Linked DNA regions of Homo sapiens: region 2 is linked to region 1. The links are chromatin loops, found by intact Hi-C in ENCODE. Cell type or tissue: psoas muscle. All regions are shown on one strand. Region 1 holds the start of MIR4475 (microRNA 4475). Region 2 has its middle 58 kb from the start of MIR4475.

The links. A loop is a pair of places that touch in the nucleus more often than their neighbours do. Peaks named below come from ENCODE experiments on the same cell type or tissue, not always from the same donor. Only the 100,000 strongest peaks of a DNase experiment are listed, where the experiment ranks them.
Region 2: it touches region 1 in a loop (2.8-fold over the local background); 3 of 110 quality-filtered maps call a loop at or near these places.

The regions. Positions count from the first base shown.
Region 1 is chr9:36,822,319-36,827,318 of GRCh38, reverse strand. It overlaps MIR4475 (microRNA 4475), which reads left to right and starts at 3,720; the gene lies at 3,720-3,780. All of the region lies in intron 2 of LOC105376030 (a long non-coding RNA gene), which reads right to left. In psoas muscle, no CTCF peak of the experiment used is centred here; no DNase peak of the experiment used is centred here; H3K27me3 peaks cover 329 bases.
Region 2 is chr9:36,763,325-36,768,324 of GRCh38, reverse strand. No RefSeq gene overlaps it. Among named protein-coding and RNA genes, the nearest start is that of MIR4475, 58 kb to the left of the region's middle. RefSeq lists enhancers at 2,295-2,454, 2,975-3,493, 3,494-4,012. In psoas muscle, no CTCF peak of the experiment used is centred here; a DNase peak (open chromatin) is centred at 2,164; H3K4me3 peaks cover 857 bases; H3K27me3 peaks cover 717 bases.

The DNA.
Region 1 (5,000 bases):
CAGGAGAGAGGCTAGTGGGCAGGGCTGCTGTTTCCTCTGCCCAAAGCCAGGGGTCAATGGCTTTAAGAGACTCCCTGGGAAGTTTGGAGGTACCTTCAAAAAGGGGAGCCTGAGATTTCACCTTCTGTATGGGCATCTGCTTGGCCAACAGATTTGGTAACCTGCCCTTACATTTCCTGAAACAGGGGAAAGGAGAATGGGTAAAGATATGCATGTGCCTTGTGAGCTGTGGGACACCATTGATGAGAGCCACCCTCCCACTGCCCAGTGGGAACCCCACCCCAAAACCCTCTCCCTGGAGCGGGAACATCTGGAAGCTGTGCGGTGGATGGTCTTTGATGAGGGTTGGGAGAAGGAACAGAAGGAACAGAGCCACGTCTCCCACCATCCAGGACCTGCCTGCAGGGGTCAAAGAGGGGAGGCACATGGGATTACCAAATGAGAATAAAGACAACACATCCTACAGACATCATGACAGCCCCCAGTCAGCTGAGTTTAAGTCAGTCAAAAGGGAAACGATCCTGAGTGGGCCTGACCTAATCAGGTGATCTCTTTAAAAGAAGGTCTAGCAGTCAGAGAAACAGATGCCTTCCCTTTGGCCTTGAAGAAGCAGAGGGTCAGGCTGTGGAGAGGACCACCCAGCAGGGATTGGTGGGCAGCCCCCTAGGAGCTGAGGGCTTCGGCTGTCTAACCGCAAGGACCCAAGTTCTGTCAACACCCAGGGAATGTGGAAGAGGACCCTAGCCTTAAGTGAGATGACAGCCCCAGCTGGCACCTTGATGCAGCCTTGTAAGACCCCAGGGAGAGGACCCAGATAAGTCACACCCCAACTCCTACCCCACAGAAGCTGAAATAATCAACGCATGTTATCTTCAGCCACTGGGTTTCTGGTAACTTGTTATGGAGCAGCAGAAAACCAATGTAGTTTCTCCACAGGCTGCCAGAGCCACAGCAGGGGCCGGTCGGCCCCGGGTGATGGCAGAGAACTCCGGCGTCGGATTATGTTTGAGATTGAAATTTCAAAAAGAACAGGACAGAATGTTAAATACCAAAACGAAACTGTTCTAATAACTGAAAGTTATTCGAATGTTCTGGAATCTGACCAAGATGTCAATAAAGGTGCCACCACCCTACCAGAAATGCGAGAAGGAGGATAGTTCCATGTAGCACAGCTGGGGGTGGGGGGGGGAGGGGGGAATTAACTCATGTCATATTTACACGCCAAAGAATTAAGACCCCTTTATAAAATGGACTTCACATGCAGGCTCTCACTTACTCCTTACAATAACACTATGAGGTCCTGACAATTATTACCATCCTCACTTTTATGGGTGGAGAGACTCAGGCTGAAAAGCCCAGCTATCTCACCCCAGGTCACACAGCTGGTAAGCCGTGGCCAAGACTTGAAGCCAGGCTGTGTGTGACCCCAGGTGGAGGGTCCCCAAGAGTCGCTGCTGCCCATTCAGCCCACAAACTCCCAGCACCTGGGCCCTGCAGCAGGTAGTGAAGGCTCAGTGGAGATGGGAGGGCATTTTCTTACCCTTCACAAGAAAGGCACCGGCTGGTGACACCTCCAGGCAGAGTCTCCAGGGCTCTTCTCCTGCTGCGTCTCACCTAGGCAGCTCTGATGCGGCTGGAAGTCGAATCCAGGAAAAACTAAAATTCCAGTAAAAATCATGGATCAACTGGGATGACTTGAAACTGCTGTCAACATCTGCATTTTAGAATGAATTGCTGGCTGTCTTCTCCTTCTTTCAGACAGTAAACACTCCTGGATATCTGTTCCATGCCAGGGTCTCGGATAGGCACAGGGACCCCAGGGACAAAGAGGAACAGGCATGGTCCCTGCCCTCAGGGAGTGCCCCATGTGGTGGGGCGGGGGAGCAAATCCATAGCCGTACAGCAGATCTGTGAGTCTATGAGCAGTATCTCAGGAGGTAGACACTGTGGGTCTGGTGGGAATGACAGGCTCTAGTGCACCGCACGGGAACAGTGGTGTGTCACTGGTAACCAGCACCTTTCCTGAGCAGGTAGGATGTGCTTTTGCCACCGTCCTGCAAGGAGCGTCTGTATGTTCCCCAGATGAGGAAATGGGTTCAGATCAAGCTGTCTGGGGAGGAGGTGAGCACCCTGTCGCTAAGAAGCCCAAGCCGGAACTGGATGTTTACTTGGCAACACCAAAAAGTCTCATCTGATAGAGACTGGACTGGGGGCCTCTATGTGTACAGTGGGTTTTCATTTTGGTATTAAACTTTGGTGTTTTTAAAAAAAGATCATACACACACACCCAGTTAAAAAATTCAAACAGGGGCCGGGTGCGGTGGTTCACGTCTGTAATCCCAGCACTTTGGGAGGTCAGTGCGGGCAGATCACAAGGTCAGGACGTCAAGACCAGCCTGGCCAATGTAGTGGAACCCCATCTCCACTAAAAATCAAAAAAATTAGCCAGGTGTGGTGGTGGGCACCTGTAATCCCAGCTACTCAGGAGGCTGAGGCAGGAGAATCGCTTGAACCCAGGAGGTGGAGGTTGCAGTGAGCCGAGATCACACCACTGCACTCCAGCCTGGGCGACAGTGAGAGACTCTGTCTCAAAAAAAACAAAATTCAAACAGAACAAAAAAAGTAGGCAGTGGGTCTCACTTCCACTCCAACCCCGAGGCTCCCAGGTCTCTTCTCCATGACTCTAGTCGCTGTGTATTCTTCCAGAGATAATTTATGCATATGTTATATATGCATATACATAGAGATATTGCGGGTATGTGTGTATATACACATATCTCTTCATTTAAAATATTCTCAGAGTCTCGTTTCTTTGTAAAATTTCATTTTGAGGAAGTCCAACTTTTTCTTGGCAAAGCTAGAAAGAATAGTATTTTTTTTCAAATCCATGTTAAATATTTATTTTACTGCCTGTAGTAGTCAGAATTAGATCAGCTATGAACGACTGAAAAATCCAGAACAGCAGTGGCTAAAACAGGACAGATTGTCTTCTCTCACATTCAGAGTCTGGAGGCCAGCGATCCATGGCTGATACAGCAACTTGGCCGAGGAGGCCCACACGGACCAGACTCAGTCATCTGTGGCCCTCCTGAGGCTGTGTCCCTCAGCCCCAAGGCCCAAGATGGCAGCATCAGAATTCCAGACAGCAAGACAGAGGAGACAAAGGAAAGAGAACCTGCTGTCTCTGAGTAAGGTTCCAGGAGGCTGGCACCTGGCACTTCTGCATGTATGTCATGGACCAGAAGCACATACTAAGGCCACATCTGTCAGCAAGGAAGGCTGGGGAAGGGGATCTCTACTCTGAGCGGCCCTGTTTGTCCAGCTACAAATTCTGTTATTCCGGGAAAAGGAGAGACTGGATATTGGATTGTGAGTAGCAGTTTCTGTTCTATCTCCATTGCCCAGTTGGTCAGAGTAGAGACACATTTCTTCATTTATTCAACCAATTGTTATCGAATAAATATTTGTTGAATTAAAGGGAGATGGCAGAAGGAGGGACTTGTGTGGAGATAACAGAGGACCCAGATCTGCTTCAAAAACTCACAAGGGACCAGCTAAGACCACCGGCCTCGAGCCCTAGAGAGAACTATTATCACCTTGCTTGTTTACTCTCATACCTATATCAGAAGGCCCTCACCCAGGACTCAGTCTTTCCATCTGAGCAACGGGGCCGGAGATATGAGTTTGAACCACATGACTTCCAGTCCTTCCATCTCAAAATCTCAATGAGTGTGTGGTTCTAAATGACTCATAGTCAAGGGACCAAGCATTCATTATGAAGCCTGAAAGTCAAAGGCGAGAGTTCAAAGACACCAAGGGCCCCTTGGAGCTGGCCTTCCCTGTGGTGACCCTCATCCCTCAAAGGGCCGTCTGAAGCCCCCAGGCACATTATTCTGCTGAGCCAAAGAGCTAGGTCTCAGTGAACACTAGCATCTACCCAAAGACTAGGCAGAAAGTAAAATACAGCAGACTGCCTGTCAACAGAAGTTTTCCAAAGGGGAACTATTAAAAATGGTAACTTGCGGGTTCATAAGGTCCAAACTATGGAGGAAGGAGTGTGGCTTCTGCAAAGAGAAGTCTGCCTCCCTGATCCGCGAGGCTTTGAGGAAGAATGATGTCTGAATGAGAATAAACCAAAAGATGTTATTGTTTAGTCTTCAAATGGCTTTGGAGACATTCCCCAGGAAATCCACTAAAAACACAGAATTTTTCAAGAAGTCTTGGGACATTTCCTCATGATTAACACACTGGCTTAGGGAAAGAAAAGCCAAAAGTAGGGGAAAATAGACTCTTCTCTGAATAGAAAACAGTAGCATTATCTAATTCTCTAGGGACTGGAATTAACTGGTTTTAATTAATATTTGGTAGTTATTAGGGAGAATTTCTTGTGAGAAAGGAGTTAAGCCCATCAGAATTAAGTAAGGCTCTGGAGGGGCTGCCAGGCTACTTGGAGGTCTGAAGTGAATCAGGTGAGCTTCAGTGGGGAAAAAGAACTCCAAGCTATGGGCTTGGGAGAGTAGAAGACACAGTTCAGGAGCCACGTGGACATTAAGGCTGCTCGGGAGCTCGCCAGAAGCTGAACCTATGCTTTATCAAGGGACTTTCAAAATAGGGAATATGCCCATGGGATGTTTGGCTAATCACAGTTGTGGGTGTGTGGACACAATCACAGCAGTACTAAAATGTAGAGACAGGGAGGCAGCTAAACTCTGTGGTCCAGTCCACGGTTCAGAAGCATCTTTCAGTCCCAGGCCAGCCAGCAGCTGCTTCTCCTTCTGCCAGGACACTAGGGTTTCTATCCAACTTCCCCAGCAATGCTGAGCCTGGCGAGGGTTTTAATTTTCTATCTTGATGAAAAATGTGTGGTTTATACACTGTCGTAGAACAAATAGAATTGGGATTTATGTTTCACAACTTCCATGGTTTGTTTGGGTTTCTTCCATATGTCTTTGACAGTCCTATCACATTTCTGACAGTTATGATTTTTTTTTTCTTTCTGG
Region 2 (5,000 bases), 59 kb after region 1:
ATGATTGTTACTACACAAGTTCTCGATTCTCAAATGTATGCATTGTTTTTTCACATGTTGGTGTTCCTGTTAGAATGTATCTTATAATTGGTGTGTATATTTAATGTCATGTCTATCTTTTGTATGTCCTGCAAAGTTGTCGATGAATTGACAGTGTTTCCTACAGTTGATGGCACGTTAGAATTGATAAATCATGATGAAGGTACCATCCAAACAACAAGTAACTTATTGAGGACCTGCTACATCCCTGCTCTCATGGTCTGTACAGCCTGGAGGACCATCAACTCAGCCTCCTCTCCAATCACTGCTGGGTGGCCAGACAGGACATTTTTCACTTGCTATGAACTGCTTGAACCCTGATTCAACTATGGATTCAGAGAGTCAGATTTCTTACAGGCAAGTGCCTCTCAGGAACCAGAAAATGGAAGCAAGAAGGCTGGAGGCTTCTAGCAAGGAAATGGCAGAACCCAGCCCAGGACTGGAGAATGGTTCAGCTGGGAAAATTGGGATTGTGATAGAAAAAGGAAAACCACTCTGGGACAGGTTATAGGGAATGCACTGGGATATGCGGGACACCTGGGCAGACCTATGTGGCTTGTGAGACATCCCATGCATTCCCCCCTCCCTCCACTCCTTCTCTCAGTCCTGAAAGTCGTTTGCCCAAGGCCACACACAAGCTCATATATTTCTGGAGAGGATTAGGGATAATCTGTGCCTCTTCTGATGTACTGCCCTTCAACTCAAGGTTCTGGGTGTTGCCTCATCTCAAATTGCCTCTAATTGCCATAAAGAGGAAAATTCAGCCACCTCAACAGAAATCTTCTTGCTCTTCCCCAAGTTGTTCTACACACAAAGTCAGAGTAATTATTTGAAAATCACATGGTGCTTCCCTGTAAAAATATTCAGTGGCTTCCCAGTATCCCGAGAAAAAAACCATCTAAACTCCTATTATAAAAACATTCGAAGGAGTTCTGCACGGCCTGCTCTCCTCTGCTCTTACCTCGGACCTCCCCGTCTAGCCTGGCTGCTTCGCCCTACATGCAGCACACTCATCTCAGCTTTGGGGACTTCTCTCATGTTGTTCCCTCAGCGTGGAGACTTCTCCAACTGCCAATAGTGCCCTGCTCTCTAGTTCAGCTCAAATGTCACTTTCCCAGTATTGCTACCTGAATTATGCCCCATTATTTTGTTTCTTGACACACTTATTCAATGTGTAATTATAGAAGAGACTGCGGGTTTGTTTACTGTGTTTCCACCCATAGATGGTGAGGCCCATGAGGAGAGGGTCTGAAGGTGTTTCCTCAGAGCCCAGACCATTCACATAGATCACCGTGTATCTTCAAGTCTGCATTCTGAAAGCTCCCGTGTCACTAAAAGTATGACAAAATAAATGCATTATGGGAAAGAAACAGAAAGGAAGAGAAGGGAAGAGAAGAGAAGGAAAAAAGGAAGGAAGGAAGGAGGGAGGGAGGGAGGGAAGGAAGGAAGGAAGGAAGGAAGGAAGGAAGGAAGGGAGGGAGGGAGGGAGGGAGGGAAAGAAAAAGCAAAAAAGAGCGTAGACCAGCGCCTGGTACAGGAAGCACTGAATCCATTTTGTTAAACCAGAGCTAACCCTTGAAGGCCTCTTTCTAGATGAAAAGGAACCTGCCAGGCGCGGTGGCTCATGCCAGCACTTTGGGAGACCCAGACGGGTGGATCACCTGAGGTCAGGAGTTCGAGACCAGCCTGGCCAACATGGTGAAACCCGTCTCTACTAAAAATGCAAAAATTAGCTGGGCGTGGTGGCGGGCGCCTGTAATCCCAGCTACTCGGGAGGCTGAGGCAGGAGAGTCGCTTGAACCCGGGAGGTGGAGGTTGCAGTGAGCCGAGATCACGCCACTGCACTCCAGCCTGGGAGTCAACACTGAAACTCCGTCTCGAAAAAAAGAGGAACCTGAGGCAATGGAGACCCCCTGAAGGATGAGGTCTGGGGTTGTCACACAGGAAAGCAGCGGATGAAGGCGCAGCCCAGAGCCCTTCGGGGGCCTCTCAGGCCACCAAGCAGCCCGGGAGTCCCGACAGTTCGCCTCTGGGGCCTCAGTGTTAGGGACGGGGAGAGGCGGGGCTTCCTCCGCGGGGGCGGTGCCTCGGCCCAGTTCCAGGGGCGGGCTCTTCCTCAGGGAGCTTCCTCATTGGCTACCCACTCGCCCAATGAAGTTCCACCTCTCGGAGGTAGACGCTCTACCCAAGTGGGCCCCTCTCTATGGTCCCACTTCCTCCCGCCCAGAGTCTCCGGGGAACCACAACACGTTACCCATGGGCACCTGTGAAGCTGAGGCAACCTTCTGGACCCCAGCGCACGCTCTCGGCCAGCTGTCTTCCTGCTCGAGCCCCTTATGCACAGGAAGTCTCACTCCTCGCCGAAGAGCAGGTTCATCTATTAATTCAGTCAACCAACACGCAACACCTGCTGTGTGCCAGGCTTTGTGCAGGCGCTGGGGGCATAGGAGGTGATCCGGTTTCTTTCTGTGCATTCTCTCTTACTCTCTTAGAACCATCTCAGACACAGCCTGGGCTTAGTGACCTCCACGTGTGGGACATTCTTGTTTGCTCAGACGTCCCTCCTGGAGATCTCCAGTCCTCCTGGATGCTTGTCCCACAGTCCCCCTCCAGCACGACATGAGTCATTCGTTTATTTACTCAAAAAATATTTAGCGATCACCTACTAGAAGCCGACACTGTTGTAGGTTCTGGGGATGGCGCTGTGAACACGGCAGATGGAATTCGTACTCTCTTATATGCTGATTGAGCAAAGACAAGAAACAAATAATAGATGAATGTGATTGTTTGCCATGCAGTGATCACTGCTGTGAGGAATGAAAGCTGGGCCCCACGGAGGAGACGATGTTTCCGCAGATGGCTCTGGTCGAAGAAACATCAGTTCTCCCCACACCTGTTCCTCCTCTTTCTGTCAGTGGCGTCTCCAGTCTCTCCTGACCAGAAAACCTGGAGTCCCCAGCTCTTCCCCTGTGGACTCCATCCCATGTCCCTCTCGCACCGGCCCACTCCCTGCACGCCTTCCCGTCCTCCCCACCTCGTCTCTTCCCTCCCTTCCTCTTGTCTCATTCCTGTCCCCTTCTAACTCATCTTCGCCCGCCGCTGCCAGGGTCGCCTCCCATCCATAGCTGCTTAAAGACCTGCGGTGGTGACCAGGTGCTCTCGACAGAAATTGCATAATTCCAGCTTGATAATCAGTGTCCTCCACAATCTTGTCCTAGCTAGCCCCCCAATCTTATCCTTCATGACAATGTTTTGCACCCCCAGCATGGGGACTTGGCGGTATGTTCACAGCGTTTACCTCCTCTGACCCCCTGCTCGCCGCTAGTTTCCTCCTCCTGAAGGCCCTCCTCCACCCTTGGTGGCTAAGTGCCGGCGCCACCTGCCACCTGCGCCACCTGCCACCTGCCACCTCCTCCTCCGAAATTCCTTCCCTCACACGCGCACACACACATCACACACACCACAGCACACACACACCACACACACACACCACTCACACACACCACTCACACCACACACACACCACAGCACACACACATCACACACACCACAGCACACACCACTCACAGCATACACACCACAGCACACACACCACTCACACACATCACACACACCACAGCACACACCACTCACACCACACACACCACAGCACACACCACAGCACACACACACACCACTCACACGCACCACTCACACACCATTCACGCACCACGCACACACCACAGCACACAGACACATCACACATACCACTCACACACACCACACACACCACAGCACACATACATTACACACGCCACTCACACACCACAGCACACACCACTCACACACCACACACAGCACACACACATCACATACACCACATACACCACACAAACACACCACACACAAACCACTCACACCACAACACACACATACCACACACACCACAGCACACACACACCACACACACACCACACACACCACAACCACTCACCACACACACCACTCACACACCACAGCACACACACAACTCACACACACCACAGCACACATGCACTACATGCACCACTCACACGCACAAAACAGACACACCCCACTCACACACACCACCTACACTACAGCACACACCATTCACACACACCACAGACACCATTCACACACACACAACTCACGCACATCACACAGACCACATACACAACCACACACATCACACACACACACACCACATACACCACAACACACACACCACATAAACACACTACACACCACACACACACACATCACTCACACATGCCACTCACACCATACACCACTCACAATACACATACCACATACACCACACCACACACAAACATCACACGCAAAGACAACACACACATTACTCACCACACATACACCACATCATACATGCACACGCACCACACATACACATGCACCACACATATGCCACGTCACACACATCATACACAAATACACCCCCCACACCCCACACAAACACCCCACACAACTGTACACACCACACAGCTGTCGTCGTGGTCCTCCTTCCTCCAAGGCCCTCAGCGCCTTACCTGCCCCTCTCTTGACCCAGCAGTTGCTGAGCTGCTTCAGGACAACAGCATTTCCCAGCACATGTGGCCCCCTGAGGCAGTGCCACAGAAGGGAGTGACTGAGTGCGTGTTCACCCTGTGACCTTAGACTATTTAAGCCCTCTCTGCCTCCGTTTCCCTATGTGTAAAATGAGGACCAACTAGGTGGATATACATCAGTACTTAAAACAATGATTGACAGTCCTACTGACTGTGATGGTGACCGTAACTAGTCCTGGGTAGAGGAGTCAGAACGACGGTGCGGAAGCAGATGCCAGCTCAGATCTCAGGGAGGGCCTCGGGGTCGATCCACCCCAGGTCAGCCTAAGTCAGTCTCTCCCAGGTCTCCCCTCCTGCCTGACAGGCTGGTAGGACCCGGGAGGATACCCAGCTGGA